2 separate regions of the Homo sapiens genome follow, and region 2 is linked to region 1. The links are chromatin loops, found by intact Hi-C in ENCODE. Cell type or tissue: PC-3. All regions are shown on one strand. Links, peaks and the distances in the headings refer to the core of each region. The heading gives the core; the rest is flanking DNA.

Region 1 (13,363 bases), core at 3,004-11,003:
GAGCATTCCAAATCTTCTCTTCTAGCTATTTTGAAATATATAATAAATTATTGTTAACTGTTATTAAAAAAAGTTTTGAGACAGGGTCTGTCACCCAGGCTGGAGTTCAGTGGCACAATCATAGCTCACTGCAGCCTCAAACTCCTGGGCTCAAGTGATCCCCCAACCTCAGCCTCCTGAGTAGCTAGGACTACCCGTGCATGCCATCATGCCCAGCTAATTTAAAGAAAACATGTTTTTAAATCTTTCATAGAGACAGTGTCTCACTGTGTTGCCAGGGCTAGTCTTGAACTCCTGGCTTCAAGTGATCCTCCCGCCTTGGCCTTCCAAAGTGCTGGGATTATAGGCATGAGCTACCATGACCGGCCATAAGTCTTTTTTAAATGAATAAGCATTGAGAGCATATGGGAGAAATCACTGGATGAAGTGCCTTACCTTGAAGAATAAGTAGGATTTTGACAACCAGAGAGGAGGAAGAGGCCATAGAGTGGCATTCCAGGCAAAGCTAATGGGTGAACAGATTTGGGAGCCACTAGAATATGAATTTGGCTGTAAGGGAGTCGAGCAATAACAGTGAGAGTAGGTTGGTCATGAGAGCTAAGTTTGGTGAGATGGGGAAGGATTGGAGTGTAGGTTTTGAATCCCAAGTTAAAGAGTTTAAGTTTTAACTGAAGATTGAAAAGGAGGCAGGTATTTTGTAAACACTGATCTGGAGACAATATTTGGGATCAGTTGGAGAATACAAAGTTAGATATAGATTAAATCAGGTTTTCTAGGAAGAGTATGAAAATGAATATGTTTATACCAGATAATAAATAAAATTTTCTAAACCGTGTAGCATATGCATCTAATAGGATAATTCACACAAAGGTTACACCCTTTTCTCTTTCCCATCTGTGATAAAAAGCATAAAAATTTGCCTAGATGACTAGTCACAGCTCATGCAAAGAACACTGAATCTCACAGATGGTGCTTCATTAATTAGTTTGCAACTAATAGTTTTCTTAACAAGATTGCTGTCTTTTTATAAATGCAGGACTACTAGTTATATGGCAGTTTTATATTTTAGCAAACGGGAATTGTGGGGAAGTAACAGTTACCTCAGGTTACAATTTTATCCATTGTAATATTTGTTACAACATTTGAATTAGTGTCTAGAGCTGCAGTGATTCTGACATACCTTACAGTTTGAGAACCACTTTGCTAGATGGCTTCTAAGAGCACTCTCCCCACTAAATTCCTCAAAAGATGCAAATGATTGAAGCTTCCTCAAGAAGAAACAGATAACCTAAATAGCCCTATATCTATTATCTAACTATTAATACTCCAGTGGGAAATATCTGATACAGCTCCAATGGGAGGTGCTCCAGGATCCTTTAAGGGGGCTTTAAACCAAATGATCCAGGCCACCTTTTGGGACTTCCATAAAACACTTGTGAACAGATGAAGAGAGAGAAAACATCATAATAGAAATTATTATGTATTAGATGCCTGTTGCATGTAATCTTCACAACTCCACAAGTTATCTATCATGATCCTAATTTTCCTGGTGATAACCTCACAAAGGGTATGTAACTTGTCCTAATTTACAGAGATGGTAAAGGCATAGTGGGAATCTCAGCATCTTGGCATCTTGTCTTCTTTCAGCCTATTGAGAAAAGATCAACCATGGTAAAAGCAGAAGATGAGGTGGCAGCTCTCCACATGTCTGATAAACATTGAGATGTCACAGGGAATAAATGGTTCACAAATGATCCAATGTCTCCCATCAGAATGGGTCCTGGTAGCTCCACAAGTTCTATGGGCCACAGTGTGCTTTCACAAGCTTCTCTGATCCTTTCAGCAACCTGTGGGACTAGCAGCCCAGCAATTTGAATCCCCCTCTTACAGATGAGAAAAACAAACATCAGAGAGATAAAATGATCCACTCACGGTCACACAACTGGTAAGAGACAGACTGGGGACTTAAATACAGATCTTCTGTTCCCAACCATACCAGTACCTTTCCACTTTCCCAACCACACCACAGCCTGTTAATAATATAGAGACCAACTGAAAGGCAAAGCTGAATTAATTAAACTTGCCAGTAAAGGGAGACCTTTAATTGGAAACAGAGTCTCCTCCAACAGCACTGAACACCTCTTAGACACATTGAGCGTGTCCATCAGTTGAAGCAGGAGAAGATCCTGACTGGCAGGATGGAAATGTGCTGCGTTGATATCTCTGTATTCTGACCTGTCTGAGCTTACAGCAGGCTTATTTTGGTTTTACAGTCCCTAATAGTGTTTCAACTGCAAAAAAATTTCTCAAGGACTTTGATTGAAAATAACATGTGTTCTTAGGACTACAGTCCTCTTTTTGATACTGATTCCCCAGAACAAGGCTCCTTGCTTTTATATCCTTGAAGCTCATGCAAGCAGCTCTTCCCAGTGTACAGTGACATTCACCAGCAGATGCAGGTGAAGGGACAGAGCTGAGAAAATCTGAGATGTCTGGGACACTGTTTAAGAGGTCCACTATTAGCATGAAATTTGAAGTAATAGCCTTCTGTTTATCCCCCCTTTAAAATAGCCATGTGAATTAACTGCAAAGCAAATCTGAATTTATTTTAATGTAAAAATAATGTGGTCATGGTATCTTCGCATAAAGCAGCTGTTCCAGAACAAAGGTGTGTATTTTAGCTGGTAGTTTCTCCAATAGTCCCCACACTTAGTCTCTTCTCAGCTCTAGGTGGAAGAATTAAGTGGGTGAAGCTTGCTTTGTTTTGCGCCTTCATCTCCTTACCTGCCCCCGTGACTTCTCCAGCCTCCTTTCCCCTTCACTGGGCTCAGGGTGCTCCCCCACCCTGTGAGCAGCATCTCCTGTTCCAGAGCCTCGTCTCCTCTCACCGACATGTGTCAATTCTGTCTCTCCTCATGATTATGCCAAATCACCATCTAATTCTCCCTCCTAAGTAAAAGACTTGTATTTTCACATGGGGCTTCAGGCAATGTGGCAGAATTATATGTGAGATATTTTGAGGCAAGACAAACCTTGCAGCATCCCTCAACTCACCCCATGACACCAACTGCCTCGGCAGGGACACTGCTCTTGCAAGTTCCAAAGTCAGTGGAGCATTTGGTGACGTTATCGTAGCAGAAAGCCATAATGTTTTAGATCCTATTTATTCAAATTGCTTTTCCAGGCTTTCATCATAGGGCTGCTTTTAGAGCTGTACTGGATAGGGTTTAATTTGCAAATCTGATGGGGGGATATGACAACAATGATAGTGGACTTCTAAGAAAAGTGGATCTAGTTCATATTGGTCTCCAGGTTCCTAGGAGACCAGAAAATAATGGCTATAGTACTTGATTTACCCTTTGAGAAAACCATTGCTCACTGAGGTTTGAATCTGCTTCTACTGTGTCCTGTTAAAACTCTCAGGACCTACTCTCCCTTGAGTAAAAGTGTTAATTACATTTTTAAAGCTGTAAACTCAACACAATGTTCTTGGAAGACAGTGGGAGGATGCGTAAGTGTTTGGAGACGCTTTCTGCTCTGGCTTTGCTCATGCATCCATTTCTGCCCACATGGTGCCACACAGATTATACCTTTGGGGTTCTGTGGGGTGCTTTCTTTGTGTATCCGTGTGTGTGCACACGAGCACGTGTAGGTGTATGTATGGAGAGGGAGATCATATTCTTTTTTTTGTCTGTTTGCAAGTTAATCTAAAGATTCTGAAAGTTGCTATGTAGATGACACTTGGGAAATAAAAATCTTTGATTTGCTTTTAATATAGTAATATAATCATGAGGCCTCAATCTACCACATAGAATAGACATACTTTTGTGGTGCTAGCGGAGCCCCTGCACTGTCTTGGAAATACCTGTTTCCTAACTACAGACACTGTTTCATCATGTCCCTGCTGCTATCCCTCCAGCCACAGCTGATGGGACCAGGAGTAGCAAATTAATTGTCGAGGAGTAGCAAATTCAAATTATTCCTTGCCTCTTCCCAGGTTGCTGGTAATCCTTGGTATTCCTCAGCTTGCAGCTGCATCACTCCAGTCTCTGCATCTGTCACAGACACACAGGTGGCCTCCTCCCCTGTGTGTCTGTATGTGTCCTCTCTCTCTCAGTTTTTTTAAGACAGGGTCTCACCGTCGCTCAGCACTAACCTGATTCTGCAGCATGATGGTGTGCACTAGAACTGAAAGGCAGAGGTGAGTCAGGGTGGCCTGGAGAATAGTTGAAGAGCGTTGCTTTTAGCATCTCTCTACTGATTTGGAAGTTTGACAATCTCTTTCTGTGTCTTTTTAGTAGTTTTTCTTAATATTTAAGAGGTATATTCAATTTAAATCTATATTCAATATTTCCATCTTCTTCCTGCATAATTCAAAACCCTCCAATTGTAGGTGCTGACTGTTACATGCCCAGGGCTTTAATTTCACCTTGTTTCTGTATCCCTCAAAGCAGTCACTTGTCACTATTGTTGCTAATGATTGTTTAGATTTACCTATATGATTACCAATGTCTTTGTTCACTTCCTTCTTGAGACTAGTCACATCTTGTATGAGTCTGTTTTCAGGCTGCTAATAAGGACATACCCGAGACTGGGTAATTTATAAAGGAAACAGGTTCAATTGACTTACAGATCCACAAGGCTGGGAAGGCCTCATAATCATGGTGTAAGACAAAGGAGGAGCAAAGTCATGTCTTACATGGTGGTAGCAAGAGGGCATGTGCAGGGAAGCTCACCTTTATAAAACCATCAGATCTCATGAGACTTATTCACTATCATGAGATCAGCATGGCAAAAACCCGCCCCCGTGATTCAATTACCTCCCACCAGGTCCCTCCCACAACATGTGTGGATTATTACAGTTAGAGGTGAAATTTGAGTGGGGACACAGAACCAAACCATATCACATCTTATTATGAATTCTCAGGGAGATTTATCTTACATTTGGTATGTGATCCACGGACAAATAAAAAGGCAGGTTTTCCATATGACAGATACCAAATCTTTTCTCTTTCTGTAACATACAAGTTGCTTTATCTATTTCATTTATTTTATTATTCAATGTATTTGTGTCTTTACTGCCTTTTTGTCTATGAAATTTGTCAGATTCCGAAAGCATCGTTATTGATACACTATCTCACAGCATTTTGATTTGAGTAGTAAATAAAATTATGTGTGTGTACATGTAAAACCTTTAGCTCAGGGATTTTGTGCTTAATCCTCTCTTCTCTCCCCTCATAATGGCCCAAGCCTTTGATGACCTCCCATTCTATAGTGTCATGGTACAAAATCCAGAGCAATACTTTCTTACCTTAATACAGTTTTACTTGGGGGATCCCACAGTCTGAAATCAAGGTATCAGCAAGGCTGTCCTCCCTCTGAAGGCTCTAGAAGGGAATCTTTCTTCACCTTTTCCCAGGTTGCTGGCAATTCTTAGTGTTCCTTAGCTTATAGCTGTATCACTCCAGTCTCTGCCTCTGTCATCAGATGGCTCCCTCCCCTGTGTGTCTGTATGTGTCCTCTCTTCTCCTCCTTCTTTTTTTTGTTTTTGTTTTTAGAGACAGGGTCTCATTTTGTCACCCAGGCTGGAGTGCAGTGGTGTGATCACAGCTCACTGCAAACTGAACTCCTGGGCTCAAGCAATCCTCCCACCTCAGCCTGCCTGTAGTAGCTGGGACTACAGGTGCACACCACCATAAGAACACCAGTCATTGGATTTAGGGCCCACCCTACTGCAGTATTGTCTCATCTTGATTTAAGTAATTATATCTGCAAAGGTGCTATTTCCACATAAAATTATATTCAGAGGTCCCAGGTAAACATGAATATTTGGGGGACACTATTCATTCCACCACAGGGGGTGATATGTGCAGGGGTATGGTGGTCTATTTGTCTGAATGAAGTCCGTCACTCCCCATCACTTTTAATGAGGTCAGTAATTCCCGAAAGGGGATTTTAAGGAAAATTTGGGAGCAAAAGATCTTAGTAGATGTTATAGTGTAGAATGCGGCTTTGGGCATAGTGAGCCTTGATGGAAAAAGTATTTCAATAAAAGAGACGGAAGTTTGTTTGTGAAAATTGGAAAGGTACTGGCTGTACACCCTGCAGAGCCCCGGAAAAATGAACCTCCTCCTCACCCTCTTTTTTATGTTCTTGGTAAACAGCTCTGACTCAAAGGAAGAATATGCTGCCAGCCAGGGACTATGTTTACACTGAAGTCCACATGGGAGTAACAAAAACCTGCTGGGAGGCTTTTGTGGGTTGTTTTTAAATTGTGTTAATAATAAGGGCTATTATACATATGACAGAATTATTGTAGAGTTGGGGCCTATTGTCTTGGTCTATGTTGAACATATAGGCTCAAAGTTCTGTGGCAGGGATGGCTGGCAAGCGAAGGGATGTTACCAGGCACAGCAGAAGGGATTGTCTTGGGAAGAATATTTAAGTGACATTTATTCATTCAACAAACACTTACTGAAGGCCTACCCACTGTGTGGCAGGCACTAGACTGTGTATCTCTCCTTTAATATAACTCATATATCATATATAGGCATAATATTTTATGGTTATTTACTCAAAAAATGTGAGTAAGCTCATGTGAGGATAACGTAGCAAAGCTTTAAGCACTGAGTTAACTAAAGCGTGGGAAGTTGATATGAAATAACGAGGCATTGTGCCTGGAGTGAAATGGAACATGTCAGGGTTTGTGTGAGGCTCAGAGTCAGATAAGATCAGGATGAAGTCTAGGAAAGATGGTAGTTAAATCTACTAATCTAAGATGATTCCTCAGCCAGGGTCACATTAGGTGTTGTGGAAAGATCAAGAGAAAAGAAACAGTACGCTTTGTCAGATATTCAGGAATAGGTGTTGCTTATTGGGTTTATGTAAAAAACAACTCATAAAAGGACAAAAGTTGAAACATCTTCCACTAAGACAGTTTTACACATTAATCTCAATAGTTGTGCCTCTGAACAAGTTGCTAGGTAACATGTATGTTTCTCTCATCTCAAAAATGTCTTCTTTGATAAAAGGCCAGGGAAGCTCAAAGAGGCCAGGGGGTTTCTTTCTCTTCCTAGGTACCTGGTAGAATCTATTCATTTGGCCATGTTTTTGGGGTGACCACAGGAGCAAAGCACAAGCTGACTGGAAAGTCATAATATTTTGGGACCAGAAGAGCTTGCACAGAACATTTCATCTTTCCCCTTTATTTTTCAGCTGAGGAAAATGCCCAGAATACCAAAAGGCCTGGCTCAAGACCACTGGTGGCCAGGGGAACCAGGTTTTCTGAGCCACGTCTGATACTTTTCTACAAGGCCATTTTGCCACTTCTGTGCCCTCACCACTGGGCATATCCTGAGATGGAACAGCTACAGCCTGGCCTGAGCCCCTTGGACCTTTGGAAGGGCCTTTTACCTCCTGGTTTGGGATTGTTCTGAAGCATGATAATGAATCGGGAAGCAAGTAAGACAATGAAAAGAGAAGGAGCCATGTAAAGTAAAAGGAGCATTTAAAAGAATTTCAAGGCAGTGACATTTGTCCTAATCCCTAGGTGGTATAAACAACCAAAATTAGAATCCTAAGAGTTCATTTCTAAACAAACAAAAAGTTAAATTTCAGGCCAGGCATGGTGGCTGACACCCGTAATCCCAGCACTTTGGGAGGCTGAGGCGGGTGGATTGCTTGAGGTCAGGAGTTCAAGAAGAGCCTGGCCAACATGGTAAAACCCTATCTCTACTAAAAATACAAAACTTAGCCAGGCATGGTGGCAAGCACCTGTAATCACAGCTACTTGGGAGGGTGAGGCATGAGACTTGCTCGGACCCAGGAGGAGGAGGTTGCAGCGAGCCGAGATTGTGCCATTGCACTCCAGCCTGGAGTGACAGAGCGAGACTCTGTCTCAAAAAAAAAAAGAAAAAGAAAAAAAAAAAGAAAAACTTCAAGCTGGGCACAGTGGCTCACTCCTGTAAACTCAGCACTTTGGGAGGCTGAGGCGGGTGGATCACCTGAGGTCAGGAGTTGGAGACCAGCCTGGGTAACATGGCGAAACTCTGTCTCTACCCCCAAAAATACAAAGATTAGCCAGGCATGATGGCACATGCCTTTAGACCCTTCCCACTCAGAAGGCTGGGGTGGGAGGATCACCTGATCCTGGGAGGTTGAGGCTGCAGTGAAACATTGTCATGCCACTGCACTCCAGCCTGGGTAACAGGGTGAGACCCTGTCTCAAAAAACAAACAAAGGTAAACTTCAAGTAATAGAATTCTTAGAATAGAATGAAAGGGAATTGCATTTTCTAGTTAAGGAAGGATGAACAAGAAAATTATGTCACCTTTAAAAGCTGACATTTCTAATATGTATTATTAGTTCATTCTATTAGTGAGTAGAAGAGTGAATATATAGTTAGATACTTATTTGATAAATGTGCCTCTTTTAGGACCTTGGGGTGGTCATTCTAGTGAAAAGAATAACCTCACAGAACAGTCAATATAGAAATACTGGTTTTAATGTAGACTGCAATAATCACTTGTGATTATTCCTTTAAAAATGCCTTTTGGTTAAAGTCCTCTTATCAGTTTGTTTTGCTATAATTTCAAACAACTCCCCCCACCTAATCCATTTTCTGTATTTGCTTGTTCTAGCATGGCTATAAGGAAATACCTGAGACTGGGCAATTTATTTAAAAAAAGAGGTTTAATTGGCTCACGGTTCTACAGGCTTTACCGGAAGCATGATGCTGGCATCTGCTTGGCTCCTGGGGAGGCCTCAGGAAACTTACAATCATGGCAGAAGGGGAAGCAGTCACATCTTACATGGCTGGAGCAGAAGCAAGACAGAGAGTGGGGTGATGCCACACACTTTTAAAACAACTAGATCTCATGATCACTCACTCACTCACTATCATGAGAACAGCACCCAGGGGATGGAGCTAAACCATTCATGAGGGATCTGCCCCATGATCCAATCACCACCCACCAGGCACCTCCCCCAATACTGGGGATTACAATTCACATGAGACTTTGTGAGAACACAGATCCAAACCATATCAATCCCCTAAAACAAAACAAAACAAAACAAAAAAACAAATAAAAAACCAAATATAGTTTGAAGCACTTACAGAAGTCAAATCCAGATACTAAAAATCAAAGAAACCAGCAAACACAACAAACCTGAATGACAAAGATATTTGAATCCCAGTGAACCTATTTCAAGTTTTAATAAACATGATAAAACTCCAACACAACAAAACAATTTGGACAGTTCTGAGAATTTTGCTTAGGTGTAATGGTCAAAATCTATGAATGTAAGTGATAGCAATGGAGGACCTCCTAGATCAGCCTAAAATTCCATGATTCAGTATTTTTGTCATTTAAAAAGCATAATTTTGTCTATAAGGTATAACTGACCCATGAGGTTGCTCTTTTTCAAGGGAAAATTAGAAACAGATTTAATTCAATTCCAACAGTTAGTTCAATTCCATTCACTTCTTTGCAGTCCAGTATAACCATATATGTAATATTTTAAGTCTTCTACACGAAAATGTGTACGCATATACATTTAAGGCAAAGTGAGAAAACTTTTTATAAAACTTTCATTACTTTTTATGACCACAGCTCTAGAGGCTAGAAGATACAAAATCCAAATAAAATCTCAAAATCGAGGTAGGAGATTGGGCTTTTCTTTCAAAGGAGAACGGGAGTGTGTTCCCTAAAATAATTACTCTAAGTGTTCTAAAAAAGTAATGTCTATTTTGGGCTGGGCATGGTGGCTCACACCTGTAATCCCAGCACTTTGGGAGGCTGAGGCAGGTGGATCACTTGAGGTCAGGAGTTTGGGACCAGCCTGGTCAACATGGTAAAACCCCCTCTCTACTAAAAATACAAAAAATTTTGTGTTTTTGTAAAAATACAAAATATGTATGGTGGCATGCACCTGTAGTGCCAGCTACCAGGGAGGCTGAGGCAGGAGAATCGCTTGAGCCTGGGAGGCAGAGGTTGCAGTGAGCTGAGATCGTGCCACTGCACTCCAGCCTGGGTGAAAAAGCTAGACTCCGTCTCAAAAAAAAAAAAAAAAAAAAAAAAGTAATGTCTATTTTAATGTGAAACAGTCTGGAATTAACTCTTTTTTGCCAACCTGTGTGTGTACTTGATATTCAGGGGTTTGTAATTTTGTATCAGTTATTCATTTCCACACATTTTAGGTATCCTCTGCATAAAGGAAATACAGATGAGAAAACTGAGGTCATGGAACTAGCCCAAGGGCACATAGCTCAGGTAGAAAGACTCTACTGCAGTGAGGTCCTCCCACCCCAAAGTCAGCTGTTACTCATTGACATTTTGCCAAATCTGTGACATTATTAGTTACAAACTAGTGACATTTCACTAACCTTACTCAGGAAAGCCTTTGGGTGTGCTGTATTTCTCACAGTGTGGTGTGAAGATCACCTGAATGAGAATCTTCCTGGGGCGAGAGTGTGATATGGTTTGGATATTTATCCCTTCCAAATCTCATGTTGTAATTTGAGCCCCAGTGTGAGAGGTGGGACCTGGTGGGTTGTGTTTGGGTCATGGGGGCGGATCCCTCATGATCAGCTTGGTGTCCCCCTCTACGGTAATGAGGGACTTCTTGTTCTATGAATTCACTCAGGATCTGATTGTTAAAAAGAGCCTGGCATCTCCTTCCCGGCTCTGTCTTGTTTCTCTCTCATCATGTGATCTGCACACATCAGCTGCCCTTCCCCTTCCACCATGAGTGGAAGCTTCCTGAAGCCCTCACCAAAAACAGATGCTGGTACCATGCTTTTTACAATCTGCAGAGCCATAAGCCAAATAAACTTCTTTTTTTCTTTTTTGAGACGGAGTCTCTGCATGATCTCAGCTCACTGCAACCTCAGCCTCCTGGGTTCAAGAAATTCTTATGCCCCAGCCTCCCGAGTAGCTGAGATTACAGGTGCACACCACCATGCCCAGAACATTTTTGTATTTTTAATAGAAACAGGATTTCACCATGTTGGCCAGGCTGCTCTCGAACTCCTGACCTCAAGTTATCTGCCTGCCTCGGCCTCCCAAAGTGCTGGCATTACAGGCGTGAGCCACTGCACCCGGGCTTTTTTTCTTTATGAATTACTCAGCCTCAGGTATTCCTTTGTAGGAAGGTAAAATAGACTAAGACAGGGTGTTTGTTAAAAACACAAATTCCCGGGGCCCATACCCAGCCCTACTGAATCAGATCCTGAAGAAGGGTCCCAGGAATAAATATTTTAGACACACTCTGTAGTTGATTTTTTTTTTAAGAGACAGGGTCTTGCTCTGTCACCCAGGTTGGAGTACAGTGGTGCAATCATCATACTCACTGTAACTTCACACTCCTGGGCTCAAGCGATCCTCACACCTCAACCTCCCAAGTAGCTGGGACTGCAGGCATGCACAACCATGCTCTGCCAGTATTTTAAATAAATATTTTTATAGAGACGGGGTCTCCCTTTATTGCCCAAGCTGGTCTTAAACTCCCAGCTCCAAGTGATCCTCCCACCTTGGCCTCCCAAAGTGCTGGGATTACAGGCATGAGCCACTGCACCTGGCTGCAGTTGATTTTTATGCTTATTAAGATGTTGGAACTGTTTAAAGAAGGAACATTGACTCATGGCTGAGTAATCACCATGGCAACTAACGAACCCATCACCTGAACCATATTCCAAATCATTTTATGTGTACCATCTTCTACTTTAAATGATAGAAAAAAACTATAAAGATCTGGTCAGAAAGTCATCATTTATTCATTAACACAACCTCAGGTCCAGAAGCAGCCTGACATGACAACTTTTCTATCTCAGTTATGATCCCTTCCAGACAAGAGTGATGAGGTCATGGATCCCCTTCAACAGACCAGAGATGTGCTTGTCCCAAAGTGGCCTCACTGGGGACACTCTGTCATTCTGCCAGCCTTGCCAATGTGAGATATGTGAGGTGACCCTGCTAAGGGAACTGTGGTGAGCTAATTTTATCCCAATCCCTCACCCCATCAAGCACAAGGATATATGAATCAGACAGCAAATCCGAGAAAGAAAAAAAAGGCATTCGGAATAATTTTAGGAGGAGGGATGGGATACTTTTAGAACTCCAATATCATGAGAAAGAAGGAGAAGGGAGAGAAGGTGAATTTTCCATTTTCTATTTTCTAAGACTGTCTGCAATTTGCTCTTGATAACTCAGTTTGGAATAAAGCTCAGGTGATGGGCCTTTAGTTGCCATGGCAATTACTCAGCTGTGTGCAGCAGCCTCACGTGTCTCTAATTTTCCTACAGACGCACACTCAAGGTCAGCAGAGGATACGAAATGCTCATCCCAGGCTCCTGGGAACCAAGTTGTACTCTGCCTGGCACATGACCAACATTTCTTTAAAATTTATTCCATCCCTTAAAATATTAGTGATTGTTTTTAACATAAAATGAGGTAAATTTGAACTCTGGTGTGCCGAAAATATAATTTCATTTTTGCATAACTTATGATTTCTCCCTTTATTCCAATGGGATAGTGGGGAGTTAAGTTAGTCTTTAGAGATCACTGTACTTTTTTTTTTTTTTTTTTTGAGACAGGATCTTGCTTTGTTGCACAGGCTGAAGTGCAGTGGCACAATTTTGGCTCACTGCAACCTCCACCTCCCAGGCTCAAGCAATCCTCCTGCCTCAGCTTCCTGAGTAGCTGGGACTTTAGGCATGTGCCACCATGCCTGGTTAATTTTTAAATTTTTTTGTAGAGGCAGGGTCTCACTATATTCCCCAGACTGGTCTCAAACTCTTGGGCTCAGGTGATCCTCCACCTCAGCCTCCCAAAGTGCTGAAATTACAGGTGTGAGCCACTGTGCTTGGCTCACTCTACTTTCTCAGAGCTGTGTGAAGGTTTGGCAGGGGAGATGGGTTACACACTGACAAGATTTTTGGAGAGACAGCCTGGGTACACGGATGCCCACTGAGACTGCTCTCCTTTCTGTACAGGTGGCCATATTTGGCCCTGTGTCTCTCTCTGCTGCTCTGCTCCTTCTTGGGGTGTGCACCTCCCTGAGATGCTGTTTCTGGTCCTCTCTGAATAGAGGCATCAATGAGGCATCCGCACTCACGGGTCTTGAGGCTTCCCTGGGGTTCTGTCCATGGGGCATAAATGTCACTCTCCAGGACTCACCAAACTCTCTGCTTTTGTCACTTTCCTTCAACCCCCTCAAATATTTTTCTAGTGTGTAGGGAGAAGGAAAATCCTCTCTCATGTTTCTCCCAAGCATTTTGTCTACACCCTATCCTTTCTGTTGCTCAGAGGCTCAGAGTTTTAGAAACTCAGAAAGACTTTCTCTATTTTCTGGTCTGCTTTATTTC
Region 2 (12,393 bases), core at 3,050-11,049, 91 kb after region 1:
GATGTCACTCTGGAAAACATAGTTCCATTAGGGTGATTTTTCACAACATTCTTTCCCAAGATATAAATGTTATTTGTTTCAAATGAAGAAAGGAACCACACTGGTCTAAGTCACACTTCCCCAGCTATTCTTTTTACAGCATAAATTAATGATCTTACGGTTTACACTGACAGACACTCAAAGGTGTTTAATCAGCTGTCTCTGACAAAACACAGCATTTTTTAGGCTGGCACATTTACAAATAAAGAAAAAACAGCCTGTAATCCCTCATAAAGTGGAGCTATAGTTCAACCCCATTTGATAAAATGACATTCTCTTGAACAGTTCCTCATGAATGCATAAACAGGGCACAGCTCGGGAAGTTCAGGTACGTGCAGAGCATAAATATTGCATGGGATACATTAGCCAAGCCCTGGAAAGAAGGGTATCTCAACCTTCCTATCCCAGTTAAAAGGGGGAAGGGGCCAACTGTATAGCTAAGGCAATAGATTACCTGTTGGCTTCCAATGAATCTAGGTCACACAGAGAGAAAATGTTCAGCCCAATAGAAGAAGCAAGAGTGGGAGAGTGGAGGTAATGGGAACAGGCATTTCTTTGAGCAGGGCAGCATTTATGCATGCAAGAAATGAATAACTATCTGCCCTGATTGTTGCCTCCTTGGAAACAAAAGGATGAAAATCCTAAAAAGATGAAATTACTATGGTGCATAGACTGCTGGTAATATCTAGGCCCAGCTCATCCTTGAGATATTACTGGCAGTCTACACACCACAGCAATAATTACTGAATATCCACTGTGAGCCAGGAATGGTGTCAGGGATCATAAATCCAAAAGCCATGAAGATACTTCTGCTGTTCCATTTCAATGGGGAGGAACATAGTCAGGGATCTTGGTGGCTACAGAACCCAGATCTGGCTACACTGAATGGAAAAGGGATTTATTTTTTTTATTTTTATTTTTTTTATTATACTCTAAGTTTTAGGGTACATGTGCACATTGTGCAGGTTAGTTACATATGTATACATGTGCCATGCTGGTGCGCTGCACCCACTAACGTGTCATCTAGCATTAGGTATATCTCCCAATGCTATCCCTCCCCCCTCCCCCGACCCCACCACGGAAAAGGGATTTATTTAAAGGACTTTGACTGGCAAATGAATAAGCAAAATGTGGTATATCCATGTAGTGAAATATTATGTGGCAATAAAAAAGGAACAAACAATGGATACATCCACCAAATCAACTTTTAAAGAAATTATGAAACACTATGGGAAAAGCCAGACAGAAAATACTACATAATGTTTGATTCAATTTATATGATATTTTTAGAAAAGTCAGAGAGTCAGGAAGCAGATTCTTGTTGCATGGGACTAGAGGTGTGAATGGTGATCAGTAACAAATGGGCAAGAGTGAACTTTTCTGAGGTGATGGAAGAGTTCTAAAACTGGATTGGGGTGATGGTTGCACAACTGGATACATTTACTAAAACTTATTGAAATGTACACTTACAATGGGTAAATTTTATGGTCTATAAATTGCGCTCCAATAAAATGGCATGACAACTACAAAAAGGACATTGGACAGCTTGCAAAATAGGGCACAGAATCTGGGAGGGCTGGACAACTAACCTTAACAGCCAGGACCAATGCTTGAAATATGCCACAGGAACAGTGGCCACTACTGCAGCTGCCCTCACTAGAATGGGATCCCCAGGGTCTCTGCCTCTGTATGCCACATATTTCTGGGGCTAGCCCAGGCACTGCTCTCTGACTGGAGGAGACTATCAGAGCTCTCAGTTTAGCTGAAAGGAGGACTGAGAGAGAAGGTGTCTGACATTTTTCCATTTCTATACTGCGAGGTAGGCATTGCTTATGAGAAGCAGGAGCACCCCAAACATAGGAATGGGGTTCAGATGCAAAGTGGACAAAAAAAACAAATATCCACTACAGACCAATATAATCCATTTTTTAGTATGTTCTGGGATGTGCATGATAGAGGCATGTGCAGAGAATTTGGGGAGCACTTATAAGGTAGGAGGGGAACTTAGGCAGACTGGTGCTGAAGAGAAGAGTTCCTGGAGGAAATGATGCAGAGTCTAAATGAGGAGTAAGAGTGAGCCCAGTGAGTACAGGAGGAGTCTTCTAGACAGAGGCAAGTAAAGGGAGCTCAGTTTCCAGCGTGTCGAGGCTGAAGTGGAGACTGATGAGTCATGCCGGGGTAGGAGATTTGCATTTATTTTATTGGCCCTAGATATCATGGGAGGGATTTAAGGTGGGGAGTGATCTGGTACAAATTTTCACTTTGGAAGGACAATTTTGGCAGCAATATGAAATGTGTGTTGAGAGGAGCAAATCTAAAGGCAGGGAGACCAGGCGGAACCTGCTGTAATTGTTTGGATGGGAGATGATATGGGCCTGAGCAAGAGTGGAAAGGAGGGTGTGGATTTAGTAGATATTTGTGAAACCAGAAGAAGAGGAATTTATTCTTGAGTTGCTGTGGTGGAGGTGAGGGGGGAGGTCCACGACTACCTTAAGTTCAGTGTGAGTAATTGGGCAAGTGATGGTGCCATTGGCCAACAGAGAGAAGAGGTAGAGGAAAAGGCAGCCCAAGAAGGGGGAGATAATAGGTTCAGTTTTGGACAGGTTGAATGAGAAGTGCCCACAGGATGTCAAAGATGTCAAGTCAGTAGCTGGATAAATTGGATAAATGAGTCAGAGTTCAGGAGAAAGACTAGAGGGCATGATTTGGTGTGTCATCCTATAGCCAAGCCTACAAGGGGCCATTGGCTTGTCCAAGTCAAGCATGCATAGGGAGAAGGGTAAGAACAGAATTATTGAGCACAGACACCCTTGTTTCAGGAGAAACACTGGAAGAGAGCCAAGGAAGGGGCCAGAACATAGGCCAGAGGAGGCAACCCTCCCAACAATGTGTGACCCACTGTGTTACTACAGCTGAGAGAACATGCAGGGACAAGACTGAAAAAAATACTCTTTTGAATTTAAAAATATGGAGGCAATGAGGAACTCCAGCAAAAGCAATTCCAGCGGAATGGTGACAACAAAAGCCAGGTTTCTGGGGGACAAGGAGGAAATGAGCAATGAGGAAATGGAGACAGTGATCATCAACCACTTTTCTGGGAATCTTGGCAGAGAAGGACTGGAGACAGAAAGAGTAAGAGAAGAGATTTAAGGTCCTAGAGGGTTTTCTTTGAAAGTGCAAGAGATTGTGAGAGCCACATGTACAGGTGGAGGGAACACAGCCAGCAGAAAGAGTGCATATGAGATGTATGAGAAAGGAGATATTCGCTAGAGCAGAGTTGTGGGGCAGAAAGAGGGGAATTTCTGGAGAGTACGGGGCAGTAATGAGTCTCAGCAAAACTCTGAGACTCATGAGAAGGAAGCAAGAAAAGGTACAAAGATAAACGTGTAGGTGAGTGAGTTGTTAAGGTAAAGGCTAAGCCGCTATCACAAAAAGGCCCCAGAATTTTGTGACACCAACAAGATAGAAGTTTACTTTTCTCTCATGCGATGGTCCAGGAGGAGTATGCAGGCTCTGCACCCCTTGAGCTTTTCCCTCCTTCTCTACATCCTCAGCTTCTAACCTGCACCCTCCCCCAAGTCCAGGGGAGCACTGTGCCCCACTGTCTCAGGTATGTTTGCAAACTACATTAAATAGATTCCTAAACCTCTGCCTGCCTCCCCTTACCACAGCTGGCCTGGGCTAAAATATTCAACAGCTTGAGTCTTAAAACAAAGGGGAAAATAGAAAATGCTTACATTATAGATTTGACTAGATATCTACTGTATGTATGAATGAATATTTTTCAGACACTTTCTGCCTTTTATTTGAGGGATTGCTGAGGGCTCCTTTCCCTGTTCCCCTTAGAGGTGAAATTATCTCTAGCTTTACTTTCCTGCTGGGAGAGGGAACTGCTGCTCTCGAGCATCAGAGCATTTACTCATGGACTCACTCCCAGCCATCCATGCCGTCATTCCCACCTCTGGTTGCAGAGAAGACAGCATTCTCCTGCTCTGCCTAAACTCATGACTCATCCCTTTGTTATCTGTATTCTCTGACTCCTGGTCTCTGTTGGTGTTACTGATCAAAACAGAAATTGTAGGTGGATAACAGTGTTGGTGGGGAAAAAAAAATTGAGTTCTGTTTGGAGCCCGTTGTGTTTGGGGTGTCTGGGGGTCACGTATGTGGAGATGTCCACTGAGCAGCTGGTGATCCTGGACTTTAGGAGGAAAGTCATCTAGTGGTCTGGTGGCAAACCTGTTCCCTGAAGGAAAACCCCCTTGACTTATAGCATTTGCCAACTTCTATTGTGTAAATATGGCTACCATAGCTAATTTCAGCTGACCAGTGGTTTAAAAACCAGCTTGCAGATTTCCTAAATATTTAATAATCAACTCTTGTGAAAACAAGCTGGCACGAGCCAGCTCCAGACACCACTAGAAGTTGAGAATAGAGATACACATTTTGGAGCCAATGATGGCAGGCAAAACCCTGCAAGTGTTTAAAATATGCATGGCATAAAAGGAGAAGAGAATCAAAGGCCCAATTCCTTAGCATTCAGCATCTCCCTCCACCTTCTTCCTGGGGCACAGAACCTCCACATTAGGGGAGTGAGAAAAATTTCACTGGGTTCTATACCCAGTATGCAGAGTTCTAGAATCAAGAGCCCATAAAACTTGGGCTCATAGGGGAATAAAATGTTACTCCAGGAGAAACAAAGTTCTTAAAAACCATCAAACATATGACAATAGCCACCAGCAGAAGGTCCCCCACCTCAAGGCACCATCTATGCAGGAGGTCTGGAAACAACTGGTCCAAGTGAGGTGGCCTCTGGGAACATTCTTAAGACCTACATGTCATTGGAGCAGGCTGCCACTCAACAGCTATGTGGCAGCTGGGAAGGCTGATGGAAGGAGGCTTTGATGGAAAGCCGGGGTCTTCTCAAGGTCTGAAACAAAGTACAATGAGGAAAGGCCTTTTGTTCATCTGCCCAGCACTGGCTGGTCAGCATCCATGTCTTCCTATGCAATGGACGTGGTGGCTTTGAGCTATAAAATCAGCCTTAAAAATCAGCCAACTCCCTTTGCATGGATTTGCACTTTCACCAAGCTCCCATGCAGACTTGCAGCATTTCCTACAGTGCAAAGGATGCTGTAGGACTTGCATACTCCAGGCTATATGTAGGCAGACACATTTCTTACCATTGTCACTCCGATTTGTCAACTGGTCATCTTGTGGGATAGGTAGAATCAGTTCCTCTTGAGTCGAATGCACTCTGGATTAACTATCACTTCCATCATTATGATTTATACTACAACTAAGCATTTATGTATCACAGGTAGTCCCAGGCACCACGCTAAGCACGTGGCATATACTATCTCAACTTACCTTTATGGCAACCTGACCAGATAGAAATTGGTATCCCCACTTACAGATTAGAAAAGTGAGGCTCAAAGAGTTTCAGTGTCTTGGATTCTCTGAAAATGCAACCCTGAGGATAAGACCATGAGCTATGAGACTCCACCAAGGCCAACCTGAAGATTTGCCAGGGCAGCCAGTGCAGCTAAAGTTCCTGCTCCTTAACATCACTATTAAAAAGCAGCAGGTACCATTGCTCTAGGCCTGTGTCCTCTGTTGCCTCCCTCAGGGAGAACACACATATGAGAAAAAAGAGGGAGAAGTGGTGGAGAAATAGTGATGAGATTCTGACAAACAAAATGTATTCTTAACAAGAAGGGCTGCTCTGTGTTGAAGCAGAACCCTGTAGGTATCTCTAATTATGCATAGCATAGACTGTCTCCTTCAGAGAGCTCTGTTTCCCAGACTGTCCAGGACTTGTTATTGCATTAGGCATCTCAAGGGCATGATGGCCATCTGGAGGGCATCTGGCTTTCTTCAGAGTTAAGGTCTACTGACATCTGGCAGGAGGGTAATAGAAATAATCAAGATATCCAAGCCTCCATGGCGGTAAGAGGCAGGCCTGGTCCTAGGAAGAGTTGGGTGTATCAATAATGATAGCAACAGGGATGGTCATAGCAACAGCAGGAAGAGGGAAAAAAAGAGAAGATATAATTTGTGAAGCACACACCAAGGTCTGCAGTCTGTGCTGGGGACTCTGTGGACATTCATGAGCTGACAGCTCGTCCAGAAAATCACGGGCACCTAGGATGTCCCAAATAGGGCCAGGAAAAATACTGAATTCAGTGGTTCTTTTCCTCCATGAGTTGTGATCTCCTTCAACTAATGATCATAGGAATTTTCCTCCTGGGCTGGCAGAGTGCCAAGACAGAGGGCTGCAGACATCTGGGGAGAATGCCGAGGGGTCATCTGGAGGGCACTGCAGCCGATGAGTCAGGGCGAGGCAAGCGGGTGGCTTGGCGTCCTAACCATGTTAGCACCTTGGCCCAGTTCACATCTGGACTGCATGGTGGGCCAGAGTTGAAAGGCCTGATTTAATTTCAGCCAAGATGGTCCCCTCTGCCTCCTCCTCACAGGACAGCAGACTCAAGCAAAGCAGCAGTCGCTCCTCTGTCCCATCCTAGGAGCCAGTCGTTGTTCTCAAGGACAACCCAGCATTGGCCCAGGCACACTCTTTCATGCAGGGACACACACTTGGCTCCCAACTTTGTGGAGCTTCCTGACTGCTGGTCAACAGCGACCGCTGCTTCCGGGAGTCCATTCCATTTGCCATGGTGATTTCAGTGGCTCTCCCTTCATATAACCCCATCTGCTGTGCTGGCAAACATGCCTACTTAGTCACTTAGGTAGTTTTGTGGGAAGAAGAGGTTTCCTAACTAGACGGGAAGTTCCTTGATCCTTCAGTATCTGACCTCCTTTACCTCCTTCATGGAGCCTCAAGGTCAGAACCTTCAACCCTCCTGAGAGTCCTTCTGTATTAGTCTTTTCATGCTGCTGATAAAGACATACCAGAGACTGGGTAATCAATAAAGGAAAAGAGGAGGCCTCACAATCATGGCAGAAGGCAAAAGGCACGTCTTACATGGTGGCAGACAAAGAAAGAATGAGAGCCAAGCAAAAGGGGAAACCCCTTATAAAACCATCAGATCTCATGAGACTTATTCACTACCATGAGAACAGTATGGGGGAAACCACCCTCATGATTCAGTTCTCTCCCACTGGGTCCCTCCTATAACACATGGGAATTATGGGTAGAGACACAGCCAAACCATATCATCCTCTTTCATATTTGTGGGAAAGAGTTTGTCTTGTGTCCACCCCCAAACTGAGTCCATGTCTCAACTACTTTTCTTCAACACTTGCGACTCACTTTGGGCTCACTTGGCTGGAGCCTGCTTCTATGCCTTCCCAAGGACACACAAACTTGAGGTCAAATGAGCAGCTAATTTGCTAATCATTTGGGGAGCAGCAGAGGGGTTTACACTGTAGCAGACATAGCAGGTATCTTAAAAATGGAATATTAGAACCCCGTCCTGAAAGCTCTCTGGTTCCCACTCCCAGGAGTCCCTCTCCTTTCTTGGTAGGTCTCTTGTCTCACTCACTGCACATCTCTCCCCCAACCCACTCTTCCTGAGAGCTGTCCCTGAAATCCTCCAATTTCATTTTTATTATGAAGAGGAATTTTTGTTCTCCTGATGCTATGGCTTTGGGGTTATGTGTTGAGGATTGTCTTTTCAGAGCCAAATGGCTCACCAAGAATTTTACTGAATGAGAGCCCTTCTGTTCCAGAAGAAAACCATGCCACTCCTTTAAGGAAGTGGTTAAGGAAGTGGCTGCAGGCAATTGCGGTTGGGATTTTTCCCTACTAAATCACTCCCTTTCCAGGTAGGTAGCAAAATGGGTTCATCCACTAGAATCTTTCTGCTATCATTCTCCCTCCAATCTCTCTGACTGGGTAATTAGGGTAGAGGTACTTGTGTATTTGTCCATCCTAGGCAGGCCTTTCTATAACAAACAACTCCTTGTATCTCGGTTACTTAATATAAGAAGTTTATTTCTGGGCCAGGTGTGGTGACTCATGCCTGTAATTGCAGCACTTTGGGAGGCCCAGGCGGGCAGATCTCTTGAGGCCAGGAGTTCAAGACCAGCCTGGCCATTATGGCAAAACCCCATCTCTACTAAAAACACAAAAATTAGCTGGGCAAGGTGGCACCCGCCTGTGGTCCCAGCTACTCCAGAAGTTGAGGCATGAAAGTTGCTCGAACCTGGGAAGTGGAGGTTGCAGCGAGCTGAGATTGCGCCACTGCACTCCAGACTGGGTGACAGAGCAAGACCCTGTCTCAAAAAAAAAAAAAAAGAAGTTTATTTCTCACTAACATGTAGCTCTAACGTGGATTGGGTAGGGGATCCTCTACTTCATACAGTCATAAGGGACCCAGGTCCCTTCCATCTTGTGGCTCCATCCACCTCTAGCATCTCAGAGTCTTCTCTATTCAGCAGGCAGATGGGGAAAGGGAGCAAAGACTGCTTGTGGAAGGTTTATATAGGACACACCTGAAAGTGGCAGTCGTCGTTTTGGCTCACATACCATTGGCCAGAATTCAGTTACATGGCCACACTTAACTCCAAGGACAATGGAAAATATAGTTCAGCTGTCTGGAAGAAGCACAGGGCATGAGTGCTGATGAGCTGTAGCAGTCTCTACCACATTCTTTTAAGGGTAGCTTCCCTTTACTTCAAGGTGTAGCTTCTTTTAGTGGTTCATCCAAGTTAAAAAACAAAAACAGCAACAACAACAAAAAACCTGGTACCTTGCATTGATACAAGAATGGCCATAAAACTGAAGCCTCCTGAATCCTTTCTGAATATCTCCACTGGAGTAAGAAGTAAAGGAGTAGGCAGAGAACAAATATCCTAATGCCAGAAGAAGGACCACTGAGTAATTCTCAGTTTAAAAAAATTAAATATGGCAGTCACATAGTTTTGATAATATGGCATCTTCCTCCTCCCTTCTATTTTCCTCCAAAAATGGAGAAAATTATTTATTCTTTCCTGTCTGCTCTCTTATGTCTGGAAGTCTTACTTCAAAGCTTCAGGAGAGACTACATTCACCCCAAGATAAAAACAAAAACAAAAATAAAAATAAAAACACCTGTGAAATCACAGCAACTTAAGTGGGAGGAGAATGTAATGTTCTCAGCTATCTCTTGCTACGGAAGATGTGAAGGGAATATAAATAAACGTAGACAGTGCAATGTACTTTGCTGAAGCGTAAAAATTATAGGGTTTCAATCTACAGAAAGAAACTGAAGAGCTTTTTGACACTAGGTAAGTACATTGTGTGCAGTTGACTCCGAATCTCCTAGCAATGAAACTCTCTGGAAAGAAGGCTTGATATCCAGAGAGAGAAGGGGATAGGGAAGGTGGCCATTCATTCTTGTGTGCCCAGGACAGCTGTGGATCATGCCTGTCCTCCCAGTTCATCACTTACAGCCCCTTTATTCTCTCTCTCTCTCTCTCTTTTTTTTTTTTTTTTTTTAACAGAGGCTCACTCTGTCTCACTTAGGCTGGAGTGCAGTGGTGCTATCTCAGCTTACTGCAGTCTCCGCCTCCTGGGTTCAAGCTATTCTCCTGTCTCAGCCTCCTGAGTAGCTGGGGCTAGAGGCATGTGCCACCACACCCAGCTAATTTCATATTTTTCGTAGAGGTAGGGTTTCACCATGTTGGCCAGGCTGGTCTTGAACTCCTGACCTCAGGTGATCCACCCTCCTTGGCCTCCCAAAATACTGGGGTTACAGGCATGAGCCACCACAGTCGGTCAGCCCCTTTTCTCTCAAATAGGTACCACTGAGATAATACTTTCTATGGTCCAATGGAAGGCATTTGAATACAGAACAAATTTATTTACATCTAATATCACCATGGGAAAATTATATCTGCAAATTACATGAGGAAAATGGTTAAGTAAATCATGGCTTATCCCTAAGGAGGAAGCCACCAAATGATGACTATGTACGATATTTGAAAACTCTTAGAACCCAGAGTACTGCCAGGGGTCCCTAACTGGTTTCCTTGCCTCCAGTCTTGCCCCTTCTAATATGTTCAGGGCCATTGTGTACAGTGCTTCATATTACACACTGTGCAACTCCAGGAGATGCCATTCCCATAGACCAGGATGAGGATCGTGCCTACACTGGAGTTGTGCAAATACCCAATCTGTCCAACTGTGCAGGGCAGGCCTGAATGTGTTTCCCACACTTGTAGTCTTAATGCTTAGTCTTAACATGAACACACTGAGCATGGCATTTCCTGATTAAAGTCATTCAGTGCCTCCCCTTTGATCTCAGGATTAACTGCAAACTCATTTTTGTGAATAGGGCAGCTCATGATGATATCTGGCCCCTGACAAACTCCCTAGCATCCCCTCTTGCCTTTCCTCATCACAGAGTCTGTGATGGTTAATTTTATGTGTCAACTTGACTGGGCTATGGGGCACCCAGAGAGTTGATCAAATAGTATTCTGGGTGTTTCTGTGAAGGTATACTTCTTGGATGAGATTAACATTTAAATCGGTGAACTAAGTAAAGCAAGTTCCCCTCCATAATGTGAGTGGACTTCATCTAGTCAGTCAAAGGCCTGATGAGAAAAGAAGGCTGACCTTTCCCGAAGTAAGAGAAAATCCTCCTGCCTGATAGTCTTTGAATGGAGATATTAGCCTGCAGATTTTTGATTTACCAGCATTTATAATTGCATAAGCCAACCCCTTATAACAAATCTATTATCTATCTATCTATCTATCTATCTATCTATCTATCTATCTATGTATCATCTGTCTATCCATCTTTCTATCTATCTATCTATCTATCTATCTATCTATCTATCTATTATCTATCTATCTATCCATCTATATTATATATCCTCTTAGTTCTGTGTCTCTGGTACAGATTTTGGTACCAGGATTTGGGGGGCTGCCCTAACAAGATGCCACAGGCTCGGTAGCTTGAAAAATAGAAATTTATTTTCTCATAATTCTGGAGACTGGAAGTTCAAGATCAAGGTGTCAGCAGGGTTGGCTTCTGGTGAGGCCTCTCTTCCTGGCTTGTAGACAGTTGCCTTCTGGCTGTATCCTCTACAAGACCTTTCCTCTGTGCACACATGTGGAGAGAGAGAAACCTCTGGTGTCTCTTCCTCTTTTCCTTGCCTCCAATCTTATCAGATGAGGGCCTCACCATATGACCTCATTTAACCTGAATTACCTTCTGAAAGGCCCTATGTCCAAACAGTCACATTGGAGGTTAGAACTTCAACATATGAATTTGAGAGGGACACAGTTCAGTTCATAACAGAGTCCAAGCTCCCACCATGCTATTGAGCTCCTGACATATCCTCCAAGTGCTGTGGACTTGCCAGAAGCCTGCTTCCTTAGGCTCCCTTGCAGCTGGAATATGTGACTGCCATCTTGGCTAATGGAACCCAAGGAGAAGACTGTTGGCGGATTCTGGGCAGGGTTTTCTACTCCAATAAACTGAGACAAATGGGAGGAAGTATTTCCTACTTTCACCAGATATTGCCATGTCTACATGCCATGAAAAACACTCTTCCCTCTGCAGAGAATACTCCTCCAATTTCTCTTTACTAAGGTCGCAGGAGGCATGCATCTTTTGGTCTAAGGTTACAAAGCACCTCCTCCAGGAAGGCTTCCTTGAGCACTGCCCCCACAAGTCCAGGTCTGGGCTTCCTCTAATGTGTTTCCATAACCCCTGCCATACACTTCCATTTCATCACATTGCATTGTCCTCATTATCTGTTTATCATTGCCTGTCTTCTTCTCCATTGAACCCCTACCAGCTAATACTGAGCCTGGTATTCTCAGACATACACAGTAAACATTTCTTAAATTTAAATTGAAAAAGTAGAACAATAATAGTCTGTATGCTATGATTATGACTATGTGAAACACTTGAGTAAAAGGAAAATGTTAAGAAGAAATGATAAAATGACAACAGTGGTTGTGTTCATTCGTGGAATTATTGGTGGCTTTGTCTTTTCTCTATTTCCCAAGTTTTCTGTGATGTGATTCTACTATTTTATAACTTTTAAAAGTATGGTTTAAAAGTGCACGTGGCATAGCATTGTAGTTCTCAGCCCTAAGCTGGCTGGTTTCAAGCTATCTTCCAAAGGAACTGATTTCCTCACAGAAAACGATTCTGAAAGGTGCCCTGGAGTTGTCCCTAATGGGATTTGACCTATATGTTGTTAATTGGGGAATGTGACCTCCCTGGAGGATGGTTCATTACTGCTCTGTGGGGTTTCAATAATGATCACAATCATCACCTTGGCAGGTAGGCATTCTCCAGATGGCAAGCCTGCCCTGGGAATCTGTGTTACAAAGATGTCCTATAGCTGGAATGCTGGAAGGCCAGTGAGGTCTGGATATCTTTTACGGAGATGAAGCTA

The links. A loop is a pair of places that touch in the nucleus more often than their neighbours do. Peaks named below come from ENCODE experiments on the same cell type or tissue, not always from the same donor. Only the 100,000 strongest peaks of a DNase experiment are listed, where the experiment ranks them.
Region 2: it touches region 1 in a loop (8-fold over the local background); 1 of 110 quality-filtered maps calls a loop at or near these places.

The regions. Positions count from the first base shown.
Region 1 is chr14:88,889,118-88,902,480 of GRCh38, forward strand. No RefSeq gene overlaps it. Among named protein-coding and RNA genes, the nearest start is that of TTC8, 71 kb to the left of the region's middle. In PC-3, for the core only: no CTCF peak of the experiment used is centred there; a DNase peak (open chromatin) is centred at 6,204; H3K27ac peaks cover 1,604 bases.
Region 2 is chr14:88,979,931-88,992,323 of GRCh38, forward strand. No RefSeq gene overlaps it. Among named protein-coding and RNA genes, the nearest start is that of TRA-AGC15-1, 7.0 kb to the left of the region's middle. In PC-3, for the core only: no CTCF peak of the experiment used is centred there; DNase peaks (open chromatin) are centred at 4,011, 6,341 and 7,751; H3K4me3 peaks cover 279 bases; H3K27ac peaks cover 2,655 bases.